3 separate regions of the Homo sapiens genome follow, and regions 1 and 2 are each linked to region 3. A link is a loop called in an ENCODE intact Hi-C map of the cell type or tissue named here. Cell type or tissue: heart left ventricle. All regions are shown on one strand.

Region 1 (2,500 bases), 840 kb after region 3:
TCTTTTTCTTTATAAATTACCCAGTCTCAGGGATGTCTTTATCACCAGCATGAAAAGGGACTAATACAGACGTGTTCTGTTAAAGTGGTTATCTCTGAGGAACAGGACTGCAGGAACTGGAGAGGTAGGAAAGGCAACTCCCGCTTTTCTTTTTCTTTTTTTTTTTTTTTTTTTTTGAGAAGAGTCTCTCTGTATCACCCAAGCTGGAGTGCAGTGGTGTGATCTCAGCTTACTGCAACCTCTGCTTCCCAGATTCAAGTACTTCTCCTGCCTCAGCCTCCCGAGTAGCTGGGATCACAAGCATATGCTACCATGCCTGGCTAATTTTGGTATTTTTACTTTTTTTTTTTTTTTGAGATGGGCTCTCACTCTGGTTGCCTAGGCTGGAGTGCAGTGGCATGATCTCAGCTCACTGCAACCTCCACCTCCCAGGTTAAAGCAATTCTCCTGCCTCAGCCTCCCAAGTAGCTGGGACTACTGGTGTGTGCCACCATGCCCAGCTAATTTCTGTATTTTTAGTGGAGACAAGGTTTCACCATGTTGGCCAGGCTGGTCTCGAACTCCTGACCTCAAGTGATCCACCCGCCTCAACCTCCCAAAGTGCTGGGATTACAGGCATGAGCCACCACATCTGGCCAACTCCTGCTTTTCTTTATATAATATTTTGTGTGGTATAGATTTTTTTAAATCATATATATGTATTATTTTAGGATAGAAAGACCAGAAATTTTCAAAATTCTAAATGTTACTAGGAACAGATTTCATTATTTTCAATATCCCACATTCTCTTTCACCCTGACATATTTTCTTTCTTTTCTAACTTGTGGGCAGATGACAAAATTGCATCAGAGTAGAAACTCAGGATCACTCAGTTCTGCAATGTGAAATACCGTAGCTCCACTCTGTCTGAGGAGCAGAAATGGACAGGCAGGATTTGCTGATGAATTAACTGTGGGCTGTGGAGGGGAGAGACGAGACCATTGGAGCAATGAGATTCCAAACAAAGGAAGATCAACCAGACCCTAAGATCATCCCCGTCTAGATTCCTTCTCCACCTGCTTACTAAACATGAAATTCCTTTGACCAAGGACAACGTCTTGCAGGCCACAAAAATTCAAATTAGTTTTTAGCACTTTGCAACTTACACACCAGCCTTCAAGGACTTTACCACTTTTGATAAAACTTAGAATGCAAGTGTCCCTGGGTGGCAAGTATAAACAAATCCTGGGCAAAATTCATGTTTTTATAAGGGCAGGGAGGCGGGCGATAGCGGAATGACACAGGAAAACTTAAGAGGAGGTGACCTGTAAGATGGGAGAGACTGGAAACCAGTTTTAGGGCTAGTACTATTTACTCCTAATTGTCAGCAACGAAAACGGAGGTCTCAGGTTCTCTCCCATAAAGAAAGAGCTTAGAAGAAACATGGACAGCATTTGCCAGGTTCAATTTCAGACTACTCACGCTCATTTGGAGCACAAGGCCGCCACCTGGTGGCAGCATGCACTGGGCCAATAGAAATGAACAGCTTTACATGAACGGGCATGTGTTGTATCTCCTCAAAACCGCTTTATATCTACAGGCTGCGAGGAAGTATCGTTTTGCTTAGCTCAAATCTAGCTGACTGAGATAGATATAACAAACATAAAATGAAGCAAATACCTTTTTTAAAAAGCGTCAATTCTATGCAGTAAAACAAAGCAAACATAAAAGTAAATCCACACTTTTTTAGAAAAAAGGGAAATGTTTCCCACTGCAAGAAAATACAAAGCAGGGAACTTAAACTTGATTAGGACGCTAAATAGCTCATGTAATATGCATACTCCCCAGGCAACCAAGTGCCTTTTAAAGAAGCAGTTATTAACCACCAGGGATATGATTGATGGAGAAAGAGGCAGACGTTTGGGGGACTGTATGGAAAATGGGGCTGGGTAGAAGGTGTAGACAGAACTTTTACTTGACTCTGGCTCTATGTGTCACAAAAACGTCAGCAGAAGTTATTTTATCTCAACACAAGTTTGTTGATTTGACAGGCTTTGTTGGCCTTTTCTTCTCTCTCCAGAGGTCTCCTCAAGATAGTTCACATAAGAAATATTTAACCCAAGAAGACATTATTACCGGATCAATCCCAAACGGGTATGGATTTCCAAAATACACTCCTGGTATGGCTGGGTCCAGCTGCAGATATAGACTTTCCTCCATTACATGAGTACTTTAGAGGGAGAAAAGGAGAAAAACAAACAATGATCAACCGGGGCAGAAAAGATACTATAATACCACCAGTCACGAACTTGCCCATCAAAGTCCAACTACTGGTGCAATTCATCACTTTGGTTGGTTCAATATCTACTACACATCAAGTATTGTCCTAAACACTGAGGCTACAATCTGAGTTTGCAAAGAGATCTCAGCCTGATGTGCTATAGTAAAGAAACTCAGGGCCGGGAGCAGTGGCTTACATTCATAATCCCAGCACTTTGGGAGCCTGAGGTGGGAGGATCCC
Region 2 (2,500 bases), 82 kb before region 3:
AGAAAAGAGACTTTAGATAGAAGCTTGTGCCCAAAGCAGAACTTGAAATGTGACTCTACTGCTCTTTCTATTTTCATTATGGGTACCCTTTTATATTATATTATAGGCCCTTATATATTTGTGATGTCAGGGTGTTCCCTGGGTCTGTTCCCATCATCAACCTGTCCCTAAATAATCAAGTCTGCTCTCCTGATTTCAGTTCCCATTACAAATTCCACACTTCATCTGAAACCATTCTCTTGAATGAGAGAATCCTTTTCATGTTAGCCTTCACCTTGATGGCTCACAGGTCCCTTGAGTGCGATATGACCAACATTTAGTTCATTATATTTCCCGTCCATCTATGTTTTGGATGCATTGTTTGAAACCCCTCAAATCCAATTCCCAAGTCACTTAACCCCCAACTCCCCATAGCATTCTCAGACTAATAGCCACAAAAAGCATGTGTGAATAAACACACAAGATCACCTTGGGCAATTTACCTCTTGAACACTGCCCCTTGCTAGATGTACATCTTGGGAAAATAACTCTCTTTCTCAGTTGGTTCATATGTAGAATGGAAATAATCAGATACCTACCCCCTGAGGTTGTTTTGGGGATTGAGTTAATACATGCAAAATGCTTGGAACAGGGCCTAGTATCAATGGTAAAAATGAATGTTAACTACTGTGATTATTCCAGGAACTCAGAGTCTATGTCCAACTTACCACATTCTTCCACTCAGAACACCCATATATTGAACTTTTCCATGCATTTTCCAATGTGCCTCACACTATTCTAAGCTCTAGAGATACAGCAGTGAACCAATCAAAGACCTTGTGGTGCTTATATTTTAAAAGAGGAGAGACAGATAATAAAAATAAACAAATGCATAATATAACATTAGATGGTATCAAAAGGTATAAAGACAAAAAACATTGTTTTGTAATAGAGAGTGACAGAGAAGGAGAGGCAAATTTTTATATGACAATAGGGGGTGAGTAAGGAAGCTGCTAAAGAAGGAACTTTTGAGTTAAGACCTGAATGATGCAATCCAAATGTAAAAAGATCCGAAGAAGGGAGTCTCGACCTTGGCACTAATGACACTTTGGACCAGAGAGTTCTTTGTTGTGAGGGGCCATCCTGTGCATTGCAGGATGTTTATCAGCAGCCTGACCTCTAACCACTAGATGCCAGTAGCATCCCAGGAGTTATGACAAAATCTCCCTCACTGAATAGCAACACTAAAATGACAATTTAAGTGATAAACACTGTTATCATTCTCGTCTCACTTCTTGACCCAACTGATCATGTTATATTTCTCGGTTACCAACTTGCTTTTTATTTCCTAATCAGCCAAGTCATTTCCCATGGCCATACCTGTGCTTATGCTGACCTCTTGACCTTTGTAGAAGACCCTTCCCACCCCTCTTCAGCTGAACAATTCCCCATCATCCTTTCATCAATTCGATTCAAAGTGTCATCAGTTCAAAGTGTCTCATTGTCTAATTCATTTGTATTCAGTGTCTATAACACACAGTAGGTGCTTGACACATACTCGGTGCTTAATAAATATTTATTGAATGAATTAACTACTTTGCCCTCAGGATTTTACAATTATTTAGAGGCCACAAGATATATATACCTATAACTCTCAAATAATACTAAAGGTGATAAGTGACGTACATTCAATAATAACAAAGTGTTTATTTGAGTTCAGAATGAGGAAAACATACTCTTCAATGAGTACTTTTCTTATGTGTATAGAACAAGTAAAGACTGTTGCTGTCGAATTGTGACTCACCTTCCCCCAATACAGTCCTATAGTCACAGACCATGGTCATAATTTCACTAGTGATTAATAAAGCCCTTGCAGACCAGATGTGAGGATATTTGGTAGGTCACACTGACCATCACTCCTACTGGAAAATCAATCTGCAGATACCAGTGGATTATTTCAATGATAAGAGTCCTATGAATGTAGAGAATGCAAACTGTATCTGAGTGAGGCCAATGCTAAAAGGTACCTTCCCATGCCTTTCTTACCCGTTCTTACCCAGTCTTTAATATGCCACATCTGTTTTATTCCTATGCATATGTGTCCCAGGCCTTCTTAGCCACAGCAGGGGCTAACATCAGACACTATGTACTAGTACGAACTTATCAGTCATCCACAACCAGTACCAGTTGCTCCATATTTTGAATATTCTTATTGGCTTCACCATTACTTGGCTACACACTATCAATGACATTGTCTTACAGCATGAGAATCATATAGAAACCGTTTATTCCATTTGGTTACAAAGATGAGCTAACTGGGAATATTTTGAGAAGATGGCAGGCTACCAAGCTAAAAACCTTCTAAGACAAAATTGAAGGAAATACACCCAACCCGAAAGCAAACAAGCAACTCAGAGATTTAGAATTGCTCTGAAGTTGGTCCAAACTGCTCATCATGTGATTCCATTCCATAATAATCCTCTAGGTCAAAAGTTCAATAAGCATAAACTAATATTTAGGA
Region 3 (2,500 bases):
AAAGAATCTGAATAGACATGTCTCTAAAGAAAACATAAAAATGGTCAACTGGTATATGAATAGGTGCTCACTGACACTAGTCATCAGAGAAACGTAAATCAAAACCCTACATGATATCACTTCACATCTGTTAGTACTATCATTATAAAAAAGACAAGGCGCGAAAAGTGTTGGCAATGGTGTGGAGAAAAGGGAACCCTTCCACACTGTTAGTGGGAATGTAAATTAGTAAAACCATTATGAAAAACAGTGTAGAGGTTCCTCAAAATATTAAAAATAGAACTAGCATATAACCCAGCAATCCCTCTGCTGGTATATACCCAAAGACAATGAAATCAGCATCTCATGGTTACTTGTGTACCCATGTTCATTAACGATGAAGAGTCTTGCTTTAGAAAAATATTCTGCTAATAACTGGAGGAGAAATGATAGAATTCTATAAGGCTACTTTCAAACCCCTAATGTATTGATCTCTCTAGCCAATAAGTATACATTGTGGAGAACCGAATAACCAATTTTTATGTTCCTTCTGATGGAGGCATGTAGTGGAACCTATGAAGAATTCTTACCAAAAACCAAAACCAAACAAAGTAGAGTCTGTAGTGGACGAAGGACTGTGCTAACGGACACCACAAGGACATTACAGGTAAACTAAGACCAGGAAGACTCTACAGGACAACTGACTCGGCCTTTACTAAATAACAGCAAAGACATGCAAGAGAACTTACAGACAAAAAGATATGTAATGGACATATCAAACAGTTTGAACACATGGACCTTATTTGGATATCTGATTCAAACAAGCAAACAAAAATAAAAATGTGGAAGGAGGGAGGGAGGGAGGGAGGAACAAAGGAAAGAAGGAAAGGAAGGAAGGAAGGAAGGAAGGAAGGAGGGAGAAAGGAAGGAGAAGGGGAAAGGAAGGAAGGGAAGGAAGAAAGGAAGAAAAAAGAAAGAAAGAAAAAGAAAGAGAAAGAAAGAAAAGGAAGAAAAAGGAAAGAGAAGGAAGGAAGGAAGGAAGGAAGGAAGGAAGGAAGGAAGGAAGGAAGGAAGGAAGGAAGGAAGGAAGGAAGGAACACGCAGCACAGTCCACCTGCAGAGGAGAGGAGAGACTTCCCAGGCAAGGTAGTGGGGTCGGTCCTTCTCCCTCACACACCCGGACTTCGCCCCAGCACATCCCTGCTGTGCCTCTGCTGCCCCCATGTGGCCCAGGGAAGGCCTGACACGGAGCCTGTAGAGGACGAAACCTGAACACAAACTCCAAGGAGGTCTTTGCTCTTCCCCTTTTCGCCAATTCTTGGCCAGGATTTGTCCCACCCACCCATGAACATGGGGCTGCTGCGGAAGCAAGTGCCAGGATGGGTGCCGGGAACGCCTATCGGCTCAGGATGCTAAAAACATGCATACATATGCTGGCTCGGGGAGCAGGATCCAGAGAAACAGAGCCGCCTCAGGCAATCCCCCCAGGGAGAGGAAGTGGAGATAAAAACAGAGGAAGCCCCAGCAGACTAACGGCCAAAGGCAAGCAGTGAAACCAGCTCCCTTGCCTCATGAGATCAAGGTAATGCCACACTAAGTTGGTGGCACTTCCTCCCTTTGGGCAGTCTGTCTTACAGAGCACTTGGGGTGAACTGCCCCTGACTGCTATCTGAGCACACATTCCCAGAAATGCAGAGAAAATTTCAGGGGGATCCCACTGGCGGTAGTTTTAGCTTATGTCTATATTAGCTGGCTTTTTGAGCAACAAACCATGAAGCATCAGGAAACGGGAATTAAATTCATTTGTTATTATCAAATAACATGCAAAGAGATTTAAACTGATCCCTTAATATTTGCACAATTGTTACTGGGCATTAACACTGACCCTTAATCTGATTAAATTTTTGTTTACCCAGTAAGTCCATTTTTCTCTGCTTAATTTGTTGGATCTCTAACACTCAGGGTGACAGGAGTCTCTAAGAAATAATTGTCACAGCACAGGTATGTATCATGTGTGCACATGAACACATACATTCTGGATGAAACTCCCCAAAAGCCAGTTTCTTAACCCTGCACTTTCACCCCTTTCTCTTGCATATGAGCCAGGCATAAACCTCCATATACTCCTCCCACATCCAGGCTCCAGAGCCAGACTGCCTGGGTTCAAATGCAGCTTTAGCGGTTACTGTGTGACCTTGGACAAATCACCTAGACTTTCCGAGTTTCAGTTACCTCCTCTATATAGTGAGGATGATAATAATGGCATCTCATAGGGCTAAATGAGTTCATAGCTGTAAAGTGCTTAAAATAGCACTGGGCACAGCAAGTGCTAGAGGAATTTATCAACTTGGTACCGTTACAATTTTTGTAAAATGGGTTTGAAATGCAATTAATAAACTAGCTAATTTTAAAAAACTAATTTAAAAAACAATGATTTGCAGCCGGAGCAGTGGCTCAGACCTGTAATTCCAGCATTTTGGGAGGCCAAGGTGGGGGCGGATCATGAGGTCAGGAGATTGAG

The links. Peaks named below come from ENCODE experiments on the same cell type or tissue, not always from the same donor. Only the 100,000 strongest peaks of a DNase experiment are listed, where the experiment ranks them.
Region 1: a loop joins it to region 3, with 9 times the contacts of the local background. A loop is called at or near these places in 43 of 110 quality-filtered maps.
Region 2: it touches region 3 in a loop (10-fold over the local background); 37 of 110 quality-filtered maps call a loop at or near these places.

What each region holds. Positions count from the first base shown.
Region 1 is chr7:138,737,425-138,739,924 of GRCh38, forward strand. ATP6V0A4 (ATPase H+ transporting V0 subunit a4) reads right to left here. Exons shown (of 22, transcript NM_020632.3): 15 at 2,116-2,209. Among named protein-coding and RNA genes, the nearest start is that of SVOPL, 37 kb to the left of the region's middle. In heart left ventricle, CTCF peaks have their summits at 1,494 (motif pointing left) and 1,711; a DNase peak (open chromatin) is centred at 1,487.
Region 2 is chr7:137,815,792-137,818,291 of GRCh38, forward strand. The region is part of intron 1 of DGKI (diacylglycerol kinase iota); the gene reads right to left. Among named protein-coding and RNA genes, the nearest start is that of DGKI, 30 kb to the right of the region's middle. In heart left ventricle, a CTCF peak has its summit at 1,172 (motif pointing right); no DNase peak of the experiment used is centred here.
Region 3 is chr7:137,898,096-137,900,595 of GRCh38, forward strand. All of the region lies in intron 8 of CREB3L2 (cAMP responsive element binding protein 3 like 2), which reads right to left. Among named protein-coding and RNA genes, the nearest start is that of DGKI, 52 kb to the left of the region's middle. RefSeq lists enhancers at 1,276-1,345, 1,277-1,993. In heart left ventricle, CTCF peaks have their summits at 1,222 (motif pointing left) and 1,422; a DNase peak (open chromatin) is centred at 1,196; H3K4me3 peaks cover 406 bases; H3K27ac peaks cover 1,449 bases.